2 separate regions of the Homo sapiens genome follow, and region 2 is linked to region 1. A link is a contact called in ENCODE Hi-C data. All regions are on one chromosome and are shown on one strand. Each heading gives the region's core, a stretch centred on a gene start or an enhancer-like site at or near the end of the contact. The rest is flanking DNA. Distances are from core to core; before and after follow the strand shown.

Region 1 (7,120 bases), core at 3,740-6,239:
ACGACAAAATATAGTGGACTGGAAACCTATTCTCAGGAGAACTGTAGCCATGAAAAGTACTGTTATTCATTCCTGACCTCCTGGAACCAGGCCCTAACTCATCTTCTCAGCAAAATTGCACATTTGCTATGGACCTACTGGGTAGTACCTTCTTTGTTTCCCTTTTCTGAATGTGAGGGTTAATTCAGGTTTTATTTTTCTGTTCCACCATGAAATGTCGTGAGTGACGAGGACTCTATTGGGCTCTCAGTGAACAGAAGTGTCATGAGACTGTCATGAGATCCTTGCTTGCAACTGAAAGTTATGTTTGGGCTTTTTTTTTTAAAAAAAAATGTTAGAGGAAGTGGAGGTGAATATTTTGTGTGGGCAAAAGAGGAACAAATTATTTCTGATGGAAGCTGCGCTGTCACATATTGTAATATTTCGAGACAGGGTCTCGCTCAGTCACCCAGGCTGGAGTGCAGTGGTGCGATCTCAGCTCACTGCAACCTCCACCTCCTGGACTCAGGTGATCCTCTTCTCTCAGCCTCCCAAGTAGCTGGGACTACAGGTGCACACCAGCATACCTAGCTAATTTTTGGATTTTTTTGTAGAGATGGGGTTTCGCCATGTTGCCCAGACTGGGAGAAACATATTTTAAGGTATAATTAGCATGTTGTGTTGTTAAAATCTCAGTGATAAACTTGCATATTAGCAACAGAGCTCTTGTTTCCACATTATACAATTTCAGTTTATTTTCTTGTATCATTCCAATGCTTTCCCTGAACTTAAAATAAAAGGGATCCTCCACATATTGGTGGAACACATTCTTTGCATCTGTTATTTTTCTATTCTTTTTTTGCCACACAAATCTGAGAATGTCACCTCGATTTTTGGATCCTTCAAGTTCTTCAATGGAAGAAATGTAAGTCCATAAATTGGGTTAAATGGTTTCTAGTGGAGTGTGTAATGATAAAAAATTATTTTTAAAATGTAGTTTTGGCTGGGCTCTGTGGCTCATGCCTGTATTCCTAGCACTTTGGGAGGCTGAGGTGGACAGATTGAGCCCAGAAGTTTGAGACCGGCCTAGGCAACATTATAAAACCCCATCTCTACTAAAAACACAAAAACTGAGGTGAGAGGATCACTTGAGCCTGGGGAGGTGGAGGCTGCATGAGCCGTGATTGCACCACCACACTGCAGCCTGGGCAAGAGAGCAAGATCCCATCTCAAAAAAAATTATATTACAGTTGAAAAATCATAGAATACAATGTTTAATATGATAACTCAAATATGCATTGTTAGAGCCTTTGAAAAATGCAATTTTATTAAATTATTTAATATTTATTGTCTGATAAATTTAATTTTTATAGTGCATGTGTAAAAATATTATAGACAATTTGAACAGTATTTCAGAAGCACTTTCAACAATTATATTGTGTAAAGTGTCCTATGTATGCATGAATAAAGGACATGTATAAAGTATTTAGCATGAGGAAAATTGAGTCTTTCTCAACCTAGGCATCATAAGTTTCAGGAGTAAACATTCAGTATTTTTTTTTGTATTTTTTAAAACCAGAACATTTATTGCATGACTAATCATAGACATTCTTAAGATGAACTGGATGCTGCAACAGCTGCCCTCTTGGGTTTAAGTATTGTTCCTTCATAGAATCCATGCCTGAATCTGTGGTATACAATTTTTAGGTGCCTCATTCCACCAGTTCCGGTGGTATTTTGTCTTTTAGCCTTGGCACTCCAGTTATACTTTCTCTTGCGCTTGGCAGCGTAGCCACATTTGCCACAGGTCGACTTCTGAAGGTGGTAGGCCTTAGAGCCACGGCGGCAACACAACGTGTGCGTCTTATTGCGACGCTTTCCAAACAATGACGTTCCCTTCGTCATCTGGCTTCTGCGGCCAAGACCAGAGAGACCGGAAGAGAAGGCACTTCCGCTATATCACGCTCAGAAGCTCAACATTCCGTGTTGAATTAGAGTCTGAGCCGAGATGGCATTACTGCACTACTGCTTGGGTGACCGGAGCCAGACACTGCCTCAAAAAAAAAAATTCTCCCAGGCTCAAGCAATTTCCAACCTCAGCCTTCCAACTAGCTTGGACTACTGGTGCACACCATTACCCTTGGCTAATTTTTGTATTTTTTGTAGAGATAGAGTTTTGTAATGTTGCCCAGGTTGCTCTTGAACTCCTGGGTTCAAGCAATCTGCCCACCTCAGCCTCTCTCAATGTGCTGGGATTACAGGCGTGAGCCACTGCACCCTGCCTTGTTCCTTTACTTGCTTAGTAAACTTGCTTTCACTTTACAGTGTGAACTCACCCCTAATTCTTTCTTGCATGAGATCCAAGAACCCTCCCTTTTGGTTGTAACTGCCCAACAGGTTCTCCTTCCCTGCTGCCTAGACAGAGCTGATTCATCAAGACAGGGGAATTGCAAGAGAGAGTTTAATTCATGTGGAGCTGGCTGTACAGGAACCTGAAATTTTTTTATTACTCACATGAGTCTCCCTGAAAACTCGGGGATCAGGGTTTTTAAGGATAATTTGATAGGTAGGTGTCAGTGAGTCGGGAGTGCTGATTGGTTGGGTAGGAGACGAAATCATAGAGATCTGAAGCTGTCATTTTGCACTGAGTCAGTTCCTGGGTGGGGTCACAAGACCAGATGAGCCAGTTTATGGATCTGGGTTGGTGTCAGGTGATCCATCAAGTGCAGGGAATGCAAAATATCTCAAGCACTGATCTTAGGTTTTATAATAGTAATGTTATCCCCAGGAACAATCTGGGAAGGGTGAGAATCTTGTAGCCTCCAGCTACATGACTCCTAAACCATCATCTCTCACCTTGTGCCTAATTTGTTAGTCTTACAAAGGCAGTCTAGTCCCCAAGCAGGAAGGGGGTTTGTTTTGGGAAAGGGCTGTTAATGTCTTTGTTTCAAACTATAAACTAAGTTCCTTCCAAAGTTAGTTCAGCCTATGCCCAGGAATGAACAAGAGCAGCTTGGAGGTTAAAAGCAAGATGGAGTTGATTAGGTCAGATCTCTTTCACTGTAATAATTTTCTCAGTTATAATTGTGCAATGGAAGTTTCAGGTTCTGGATCAGGACCCCTTTCTGGTAACACAAGGATGGTTATGAATGCATCCAGATATCCAAAAAGTTATCTCTGAAAGCCAGAGATTTCCTTTCCCTATGGGTTCTTCCCTTGCATGTCAACCCAAGGATTCACTGGGGACCTAGAATTGTGCAGGGCAGTTAGGAAGAGAGAGACAAAAGAGAGAAGAGGTGAAGTAGTTTTGAAGAAGAGAAAGAAGGTCCCATGCAGCCTCAGTTTTTTTTCCAACAAACTTTTCATGCTGGGAAATAGGATCCTGGTTTATTTGTGGGAGGGATTTTATAGGAGGGTGAGAAAAAAATGCCCTTTGAGGGTAGAGTCTGTGGAGCCCTAATTGGGGAAAAGGAGTCAGCCTGAAAGGACCAGGAGAAAGCAAAGAGATAAAGCAAATAAGCTATAAATCTTTCTTCATGGTCCAGAACATATAAAAAAAAATAGAGGAAGCAGATAAGCTGTAGGTCTCTTTTTCTTTATGGCCAAGGACATATGGCCTTTCTGTGGAAAGAACGTAAATAAGTCACAAACTTTCTGCTTTCATTTATCATCAAACGCCTCAGCTAACAGAAGAATGCAAGTTAGCTCCCTGCTACCTTGGCCTCCCAAAGTGTGGGGATTATAGGCGTTAGCCACTGCACCCAACCAAATCTCCTCTTCTCATGGCTCACTGCAGCCTTCACCTCCTGGGCTCAAATGATCCTCCTTCCTTACCCTTCCGAGTTGCTGGGCCCACACGTGCAGGCCACCATGTCCAGATAATTTAATTTTTTGTAGAGAGGTCTGGCTATGTTGCCCAGGATGATCTCAAATCCCTGGCCTCAAGCAATTCTGACACCTCAGCTTCCCAAGTAGCTGGGACTACAAGAGTGCATTACCAAGCCTGGCTACTTTTTGTATTTCTTGTAGAGATGGGGGTCTCACGATGCTGTCCAGGCTGGTTTTGAACTCTTGAGCTCAAGTGACCTGCCCACCTGGGCCTCCAAAACTGCTGGCCCATCTCAAAAGACTTAATCCATTTCAGTATCAACTCTCAAAAGTCTTAATCCATTCCTGTATCAGCTCTTAGGGCAGAATACCCCCTAAATATTATCTGAACCACACATGGGTGAGAATCAAGGTGTGATTCATCCTGAGGCAAAATTTCTGCCCAGCTGTGAATCTGTGAGGCCAGAGAAGTTATCTGCTTCCAAAATATAATGGTGATAAAGGCATAGGATACATCCCCCAGCCCTGGTAACCACCCTTCTAATCTGTTACTGTAAATTTGACGTTTGTACTTTGCACGTGTAAAAGCACAGGCAGTATTTGTCTTTCTGTGTCTAGCATATTTCGCTTGGCATAATGTCTTCCGGGTTCCTGGATCCAGCCACGGCTCCACATCAAATCCCCAGCGAGATCCTAGTTCCCTGACTATTGAGTAGCTTCAGCATCATCGGCAAGAGTGGATGGAGTCCACCAAGCTTGTAAAAATCGGTTTTGACTTAGTTCAACTTGTTAAGAAATCATCTTAGTTTCTAATATAAGTGGACCACAACTTTAAGCTTTAACCTTAAATTTTGAAACATTAACTTAAAATAGGCAGGCAGCAACGCTGCTTCACAGGACAAGAAGTAGTCAGAAAACCAAAGACATGCTGCCTGTGAACCAGAGTAAATAACAGGCTCTATTTCGGCCCCGCTTACCCCATGAAACCCCGCCCCATCCTCCGCCGCGGCTCCGTCCCGCCCCACCTAGCCACGCCCACTGCCGCTCCGGCCCGGCTCCACCCTCTCAGGGTCCCTCCCCGAGTCAGGCCCCTCTTTCCGACCCGCCCCTTGCTGGTCGCGGCTCGCCCAGGCCCCGCCCCCTGGCCTCCCAGTTTTTTCTCTCCGCTAGCAGTTTCCGTCACTCCCGGAAGCAGATTGCGCCAGGGAAAGGCCTTATCGCTGTGTGTGTGTTTCAGTCTACGTGGATTAAACATTACTTCGCTCCGTCTGCCTGGATTAAACGTGCACTTTGCAGTCCTCACTTCTCCGTACCAGTGATCTGGGGATCGCTACGGACCTTAAAATACCCATAGCCCCTTCGCCCCTGCAACAGGCACTTCTCCCCACGTAAGTCCGAGAATTGCTTCCCTGTCGGTTTAAAATCTCTCTCAGGCTGTTCCTTGCCCCCTGCCTTTCTGCCATGTAGATAACCATGTCGATAACCCCATTCAGGTCGTGTTCCTGCTTAAAACTCTCATTGACCCCTGCTTCGGCCCCGGGCGAAGTCAAGTCCTCCCTCGCGAGGTGGATTCCCACCAGTCGAGACCCCCGAGCTTCGCCCTTGTCGACGCCTGGAGGGGAGCGCCCGCTGCCCAGCTCCTGAAGGAGCCGCTTCTTCTCCCAGGTCCTGGGATTCTGCAGACCCTCCCTGTCCTGAGACACCGTCCCCCGCGCCACCTAGTGTCCTCCGCGCGCCACCTAGTGTCCTCCTCACGCCGGGTCCTTCCCCTCCCCAGGCTGCCCCTTCACAGCCACTGCTTTTCCTGACTCCGCGTTGCAGGAGGTCACCCGAGTCTGTCTTGTGACACCCACTGTCGTTCCTTCCCAAATTTTTACTCCACTGGAAAATGTGCTCTTCCGGGAGGTGGGCATCGTATTCCTCCCCTTTCCTCCTGAATGTGTGGGTGAGAGGGATCAGGAGAGGAAAAGAGGGGGAGCGACGGGACAGAAAGAAAAACTGGGGAGAAAAGAATGAGTACACGGCAAAATGGATGATAATTTAGGTACTGGCAAAGAGAGCAAGAGTGCAAGAGGACGCATGGAGAAAGTAGCACGGGGAGAAAAGCACATAAAGAAATTAGGGAAAAGGGAGAGCTTCAGGGAGCTGAAGGGCAGCAAAATAGAGAGGGGCGGCAAAGGAGGAGGCACTGCAGTCAGACGCGGGGGGCGGAAAAGGTAAGAGTCGGAGCCGCGGCTGACAGAGCCACGTGGTGCTGGGACTGAAGGAGAGGGGAGTGGGTAACAAAGGAGAGTAGAGGGAGAACCACAGCAAGGAGGAAGCCTAGGAAGTTGGGGGTGCTAGAGAGTGGGAACAAAGGAGATGTAACAGGGAAAAGGGAATTTAACAGGGAAGAGGGATTTTAACAGGGAGAGCAGACAGGGAGCTCAGATGGGGGAAAAGAGGCAGGAATACGTGGCGGCTGGGGACAATGGGAAAGTTTGGGGAGAAAGAGCAACAAGAGGTGAAATAAATTTCGAAGCATTGGGCAGAATAGACATAAAAGAGGGAATAAAGAAAGGGGAGAAAAACAGCAAAGGGAAAAAAGACGTGCAGAATGAGAGCGGGAAACACATAGTAGTGAAGAGAGTGGGCGAGGACCCCACCCAGATGAGCTGTGAGTTGATTGGATATGGATGGTGGTTTTAATGTATTGATTTGTGACTTTATACTCTAATTTAAAATTTGTTTCTTTAAATTGTACTCATGAGGATGAAAATTACCACTCTTTTCTACAAGGCTTGTGCATTTTGTATTTGTTTATATCAAAAGATATTTGGAATCCCTATTTAGCCACAGGGCAGTGACTTGATTCAGTCATTTTGTAACTCTTCTTTCCAGGGAGGGAGTAGAGGATGGAGGAGGAGAGAAATAGGCAAGAAATGACTGACTGTCACTACAAGATGTATCTTTGGTTTTTTGTTTGTTTTTTCTCTTTTTGAGACAGGGTCTCTGTCGCCCAGGCTGGAGTGCGGTAAAATTATATCGGCTCACTGCAGCCTCTCAGCTGCACTCCATCCTCCTCAGCCCCTGAAGGTGCTGGGATTACATGTGTGAACCACCTCTACAGGCCTACAATGTATGTCTTTGAAGGAGAGTTGAGAGTGTTGGTTTTTTGTTTTGTTAATGGATTTACTTTTTTCCTTGTAGTTGCTTTACAGTTAATTCATTGTTATTTTGGAAGCTTGATTTAAATTTTAGTTTATTCAGTTTCTTCTATAATTACTAACTTCTGAAATAAGATTTGATGTCATCCTGTAATCAGCTGATGTCA
Region 2 (7,120 bases), core at 1-2,500, 4.4 Mb before region 1:
TGAAGTTTGGTGCTGATACTCCCAAAAGGTCTTAGAACTGTGTCTGGCACATAATAAACACTCATTAAACATTAGCTATTACTATAGCATGCAGGAAACTAAACAAGCACAGAACAATATGGCTAAAAATAGCCCTTCCTCCCCCTTTCTCTTTATTGGAGTGGGAGGCCAGAGGGGAGGGAGAGAAGCCCAAGGAATGGGGATATCTTCCGTTATTGACTAGAACGTGATTAAGCCATAGAAAGGCTGGAATGCCTCGGCATTTCTGGGTGAAGCTGTGAATCTCGCCTTCTTCCCAAATCCTACAGTGATAGATGGGACAAGGCTCTGACGGGTAAAAATCTAAATGCTGAGCTATTCCTTCAACAGCAGCAGAGTACCCAGAAGTAATGCTATAATGGGTAATATTACGGGTAGTGTTCTCTCCCATGGGCCCTTAGTGATATACCAAGGACCTGAGTCAGGTTATCTGGTTAGGTGTCTCTGGCCAAGTCAAGGTCCCTCCCTAACTAAACCCAGCTCCACTCTGACCCAAGGTGACCCTCCAAATCTTTCGACTTCCAGGTCCACTAGCCTTAGAAACGGGGGACATCCTCCTCCAGCACCTGAACCCCGAAAGACAGCACCCAAAACCTCAATGTCCACTCCGGCAGCCACATCCGTCATCTGTCACTCTTACCTGTGTACTCAGTCCCCATGGTCTTCGCTCCTCGCCGTCCTGTGGACATGGAGCCCTGTCCTGGGCTCTGCCCCTTCCAGATAGGGCTGACAGGAAATGCTTCAGCCGAGGCTGCCCCGCCCGGGCAACTTCCCCGGGCTCTAGGACTTTGCCCACACTGGGCTCTACGCAGTCGATACAGGGGAGAACGGGGTAAGCCTCCTCCGGCCGGGTTTCCTGCTCTTGGCCACTTAAAGTGCTTCACTCATTCCAACACACACCGCCTTCCGCACGCCGCCGGGCCATGCACGCAGGCGCAGATTCGCGGCCACGCACCGGACAGTCACACACCGGGCCGCCATCCCCGCGCGCGCTCGCCCCTCCTCAGCACAGCACCGCACGCTCACCACGTATGGGCACTCACAGCCACCAGGCCACACGCGCACGCTCACGCCCGCCGCCCACACAGGAACCAGGACACCGCCCCCGCCGCGCCCCAGTCCAGCCTCGGCCGCTGCCCCGCCCAGACCTCCCTTCTCCTCAGCAACCGGCGGGACGTGCACTCGCCCGGCTTTGGGTCCTTTCCGGAAGTGGGCGTGTCCTCCGCTGCAATAGCCCCTGGGAAGTGTAGTCCGGAACGGAGGCGGCGTTCAGAAATAGGGCGCTGGCTTTGCCAGGAGCGGCTCCTCTCCAAGCCTGGCGGTCACTGCCCTGTGTCCCCTTTTGGGCCTCTCCTGGTCCTCCTGGTTGGATTAGGAGGCCTCTCAGCCCGGAGTCTGGGTCGCCGAAGTACAGGCCCCTTCACTGAAGCGACCCACGGCGCAGGGGTTTCTGGAAGCCATCGCCAGGCTCCGAGTGTTCAGATGCAGCTGCCAGGCTCAGGACGCAGAGAACTGGCTTCCAGCTCGCAGGAGCGCCTGTCCGTGGTGGGTAGGGTCGCAGGCGTGGGGTGTGCAGGAGCAGTGGGACAGCACTGAAACGCAGTCGGTAAGGCGTAGCGGCTACCCTCTGGAGAGGAAAACCATGACAGGGCGGGGCTTGGGGCGCGGGCGGGGCCTACGCGATAGAAAAGTGAGGAGATTGGGATTTGTCTGCTTTGCACACTTGTGACTTTCTGATGGTGCGCGTGTGGAACCTGTTTTATTTCATGCCTACTAGTTACTGCTCTCTGATATACGGTACGCCCCTCACCTCCCCCCACCCCATTTTATCTCTCCCTGCTGGAAGGAGGGTTCCAAGAAGGCACACAGCTTCCGTCCTGTTCAGGGTTATATTCTCAGTGACTAAAACAGCACATAGTAGGTGCTTAGTTTTTTATTTTTATTTTATTTTTTAGGAAATCACGAAATCTAGCATTGCCAGTCTCACCATGACACAACATGTTATAGGCTGAATATGTCCTCCCAAAATTACTATGGTGAAACCCTAACCCCTAGTGTGATGACGTTAGGAGGTGGGACTTTGGGGAGGTAACTGGTTTTAGATTAGGTCATAAGGGTGATACCCTTATGATGGGGTCAGTGCACTTATTAAAAAAGAGGAAGGAGGGGTCTCCATGTTTACACAACCACCAAGCAAAGGCCATGTGAGGACACAGCAGGATGTAACCCATTTGCAAGCCAACGGGGCCCTCACCAAGAACTGAATGTGCCAGCACTTTAACTTCCCAGCCTCCAGAATTGTGAAAAATAAAGTCTCTTAGTCAAGTCACTTAGTCTATGATATTTTGTTATAGCAGCCCCAGCTGACCAAGATACAGCATCATAGATACTGGCTCACCAGAAACTAACTCACCCTCCCAGTCACACTCAATCACCCAAGGCCACACAGTGACATCTAGACTGGACTCTCCTGGATCCAATTTATGTCAGACATCATAAACAACATAATAAAGCCAAGTCTAGCTGTGAAGATACTTTAACTATGAAACAGCAAATATCATCTTAGAGCTTGTAACGTTTGTGGTTATTTGAGTTGGATGAAAATGATAATATTCTCATTTTAGCTCTGGCATATAAAGAGCTCGGAAGCCTTCATTCCCATCTTCACAACAACAAAATCATTCAACAAACTGAAAATCAACTTTTCTTAGATCCATCAGAGAACTGAAGATAGAAAGGTAACTGACACCCCAAAATCCCGAGAAAGAAAAATACATAAAATTACAGCCAAGATTAGCTTACTTGAAGCAGAAGCCACTGGAGTTATAAACTGGTAAAAACTTTTATTTTTTATAATTTTGATGAATTGCTGGAGGCTTAGTGTGGGCTAACTTGTGAGTTAAAAACTCCTAGGGGCCCAATCTTAGATGGGCCCCCACACTTTCGTGAATTTTACCTCCAGAAACCCTATCAAATTCTCTCAGTGAAGAATGGGGAAAAATCTCAGGTTTTTGGGCAAGGGGAGGAGAAAAGTAAGCACCACATTTTCCATAATAAACACCTGCACTCCAAGAAAAACTACTTACTAGAGTCTTGTTGGACCTTGGGGAGAGGCAATTGGCCAGCTCCAGTCCCTCTATAGCCTGTCTGTCTCAGTAAGGCAGGATTTTTGAAAGGCTAAGAAGTGCTTCTGAAGATCACAGTCCAAGGCCTCAAGCCCACTAGAAAAATAGTATTTAATAATAAGATTATAGAATGCTTCCCTCCCCACTGTACCTCACTGCCACACTAATGGGGCTCTGGTCAATAACAGTAGATTACAACAGAGAAAACTGCAAGGCACAGACTCTATTTAAGAAGGAGTTCTTAGGGAAGCCCACAGAAGGAGAAGCATCTTGGAAAAAGTAGACAACATGCAAGAACAGATGGGTAATGTAAGCAGAGAGATGCAAACTGTAAGAAGGAATCAAAAGGAAATCCTAGCAATTGAAAACCATTGTAACAGACATGAAGATTACCTTTAGTGAGCCCCTCAGACTAAGACACTCTGAGAAATGAATGGGTGAGCTTGAAGATATGTTAATAGAAATTTCCCAAACTGAAATACAAAGAGGAAAAAAAAAGAATGAAAAAAGAAAAAGAACAGAATATCCAAGAACCATGGGACAATTACAGAAGGTGAAATATATGCGTAACTGGAATACCAGGAGGGGAAGAGAGAAAGGAGAGAAAATATTTGAATAATGACTGAGAATTTTCTAAAATTAATGACAGGACACCAGGCCAGTGTGGTGGCTCATGCCTGTGATACATACCAGCACTTTGGGGGGCCAAAGTGGGAGGATTGCTTGAGCCCAGGAGATTGAGACCAGCCTGGGCAACATAGTGAGACCCCATCTTTAAAAAAATACAAAAATTAGCCGGGTGTGGTGCTGTGTAATTGTAGTCCCAACTACTCGAGAAGCTGAGGTGGGAGGATTGCTTGAGCAAGCCATTATCCTGCCACTGCACTCCCTCCTGGGCAACAAAGCAAGACCTTGTCTCTAAAAGCAAGAAAACAAACACCAAACCACAGATCTAGGAAGATCAGAGAACACAAAGCATTATCACAAGTCACCTTTTGACATTATCACCAGCACTATTCAGTCCTTTTAATTTCTTTCAATCCTTTTTGTTTCAGATTAAATAATTTCTATCTATATTCAACTTCATTAACTATTCTGCCACCTCAAATTTCCTGTTAAACCTATCCAGTGGATTTTTACTTTCAAACATTGTATTTCTTAGTTTTAGAATTCCCATTTTCAAACTGATTTACTCATTTGCTGAAATTCCCATCTGCTCATCCATTAATAGCATTTTCCTTTATGTCATTCAGAATAATTATAATAGGGGCTTTATCATTCTTGTTTGCTAATACCAGTGTTTAAGGATTTGTATTGCTTTCTTCTCTTGAATGTGGCTTATGTTTTCACATATCTAATAATTCTTACTCTATGAGTAACACACTGTAGAGACTCTGTTGTCTCTACAGACAAAAAGTCCGTCTGAATTTTGTTTTTAGTAGGCAGTTCACTGTGTTGAACTCAATCTCCAACTCTTGTCTCACTGAGACAGGTAATGCTAAAGCCTTTGTTGGGATGCTTGGAGTTTGTCCAATACTTGTATAGAAAAGGGACTGTCCAGAAATTTTGGGTCTTAAGTGCTGGTGAAGGCTAAAAGGATAGTGAGAAATACTCCATTAAAAACTGGAGGAAAGAGGGTCCTTGTTATGTAATGGCAGAAAGTTTAGCAGCCTGTTATTTGCAGCTAATGCAGGAAGAAGAACTGGGTGACGTAGCTAAGATTTTCAAGGAATGTGCTGAATGTCCTGTTGCTGTTGTTTTCTTGCTGCTTACAGAAACATGCAAAAGAAGAGATATAAATTGAGGGAATAACTGTTAACAAAGAGGACATTAGGATTTTGAAAATTCTTAGCCTCTGTAGGTGGCAAACAATGCCAAAAACAAGAAAGGGCTTCCAAGCAAAAATGAAATCCAAGTTACTGCTAGGAAAACTGGTCTAGATAAAAACTAAGGGCATGGCTGTAAAATCCAGAACCTCAGAAAGACCAAAGCTGGTATCTCAGTACTATTTAACCACACAAAAGCTCTGTAAAGAGATTAAGGCGACCTGACAGACACTCTTATTCAAATAATTAGGCCTCTAAGAAGCTTATCTCAAAGAGATTTGTGGCTGTGGCTTTTGTCTTGTGCAGTGAACCCCAATGAGGTTCTCATGAAGCCCACAACATTTTCAGAAGACTCAGTAGAAACTCTGCCAACTGGAGTGAGAGGGACAGAGACAGCACAAAATGAAGAGACGCCACTAGATTCCTAAAACTCTAGTAAGCAAGCTAAGAAAGCTATTGATAGCATTTGGAGAGATACCTAATGTTAAATGACGAGTTACTGGGTGCAGCACACCAATATGGCACATGTATACATATGTAACTAACCTGCACGTTGTGCACATATACCCTAAAACTTAAAGTATAATAATAAAAAAAAAGCTATTGAACTGCAAATGCGTTGCAGGAAAAAAGGATTCAGAGGGCAGAACCAAGAGTTCAGATGGTGGATAATTATCCCAGGCCATGTGACCTAATAAAGGAATTTCCAAACATTTGTCTGGTTAGATTTCAGAATTGCTATGGAGCAGTGATTCCACTGTATCGGTTAGGGGTGGTGGAGGAGGGGAGACAGATAACTTGTTCTTTATTTTCTTTAAGTCTAAAGGTCTGCAGATCAATACCCATACTTAAGAAAGTATATCTTATGGGCTTCATTAGCACCTGTACCTATGTTAGATGACAAGATTATTGACTTTGAGGTGATCCTGTAATGAGGTGAGACTCTGAGAGGGGCCTTGGAAGGAGTGAGTGTATTCTGCATCTGGAAGGGAAATGAATCACTGGGAGGTGGGGACGGAGGAAGACTGTGGTGGACAGCCATTACGATGTCTCTCAAAGTTCCCCACCTCCTCTTACTCAAACTATTTTGTAATCCCCTCCCCTTGAAGGTAGGCTAAACCTAGTGACTCCTAATTAACCAAATACAAAGATGAGGGGATATCACTTCTAATATTAGGTTACAAAAGGACTTCATCTTCTATCTTGGGCATCCTCTCCTGCTCACTCACTTTTCAAGGAAGCCACTTGCCATATTGTAAGCTGCCCTACAGAGAGGCCCACATGGAAAGGAACCAACATGTCCAGCCAAAGCCTGTAGGGAACTGAGTCCTGCCCACTTACTTGAGCTTGAAAGCTGATTATCCTCTAACAAAATCTTCAGATGACTGCAGCACTGGCCCACAGCTAAGACTGTAGCCATCTGAGAGACCTTGAGCCAGAGGCACCCAACTAAGCTGTGCCTAGATTCCTTCCCCAAAGAAACTGAGGTAATGAACGTCTATCTGTTTTCAGCCACTAAGGTTTGGGGATAATTTGTTACAACAACAGGCAACTAACACGCCATCACAGTTCCTACTCTATAACTCAGGGAAAATAGGAATTCTATCATTAGTCAAAGGTATTATATTGATTAGAATTATAGTAGCTGCTATTACAATTGAAATCCAAATATCATTACCTTAACACAATATAAGTTTATTTCTCACTCATATAATAATCCATTGCTGGTGTTCCTTGATGACTGGGGAGCTTTCCTCCAAATAGTGGTTTAGGGACACAGAGTTCTATCTTTCAGCTTTGCCATTCCATATGATTAAGATTCTACTTCCGTCTGGACAGAACATCCTTTTCTTAAAAACCAAGCCCTGAGTGCCATATTGCTTCTATTCACACCACACTGAAGAAAATTCATCTGATAGACAAAACTGGAAGCAAAGGTGCCTGGGCAGACACATCCCAGGATCAATTCCAGACAATAGAAAAGAACACAAACTTTTGGTGGTCATCTAGTCACATCTCATATCATAGATATCATTAACAAATGCACACCCAGGACCTGGAAAAATAGCCACAGTATGCATTTGTGGTCTCAATAGACCTTGTTCTAAGCTACGCTTGTATAAGAATTCT

The links. A loop is a pair of places that touch in the nucleus more often than their neighbours do. Pooled maps may share reads with other maps.
Region 2: a loop to region 1 is called in a pooled map, with 16 times the contacts of the local background. The contact joins the promoter of ZNF470 here to the promoter of ZNF616 in region 1. A Hi-C loop is called at or near these places in 4 of 50 pooled maps.

Annotation. Positions count from the first base shown.
Region 1 is chr19:52,137,807-52,144,926 of GRCh38, reverse strand. It overlaps ZNF616 (zinc finger protein 616), which reads left to right and starts at 4,989. Exons shown (of 4, transcript NM_178523.5): 1 at 4,989-5,195. It also overlaps the pseudogene RPL37P23. RefSeq lists silencers at 4,694-4,743, 4,754-5,033 and an enhancer at 5,154-5,393.
Region 2 is chr19:56,561,598-56,568,717 of GRCh38, reverse strand. It overlaps ZNF470 (zinc finger protein 470), which reads right to left and starts at 1,250. Exons shown (of 6, transcript NM_001001668.4): 1 at 680-1,250. ZNF470-DT (ZNF470 divergent transcript) reads left to right here and starts at 697. Exons shown (of 2, transcript XM_047439806.1): 1 at 697-1,645. The coding sequence starts at 697. The coding sequence ends at 1,635. RefSeq lists enhancers at 811-920, 1,301-1,510, 1,521-1,570.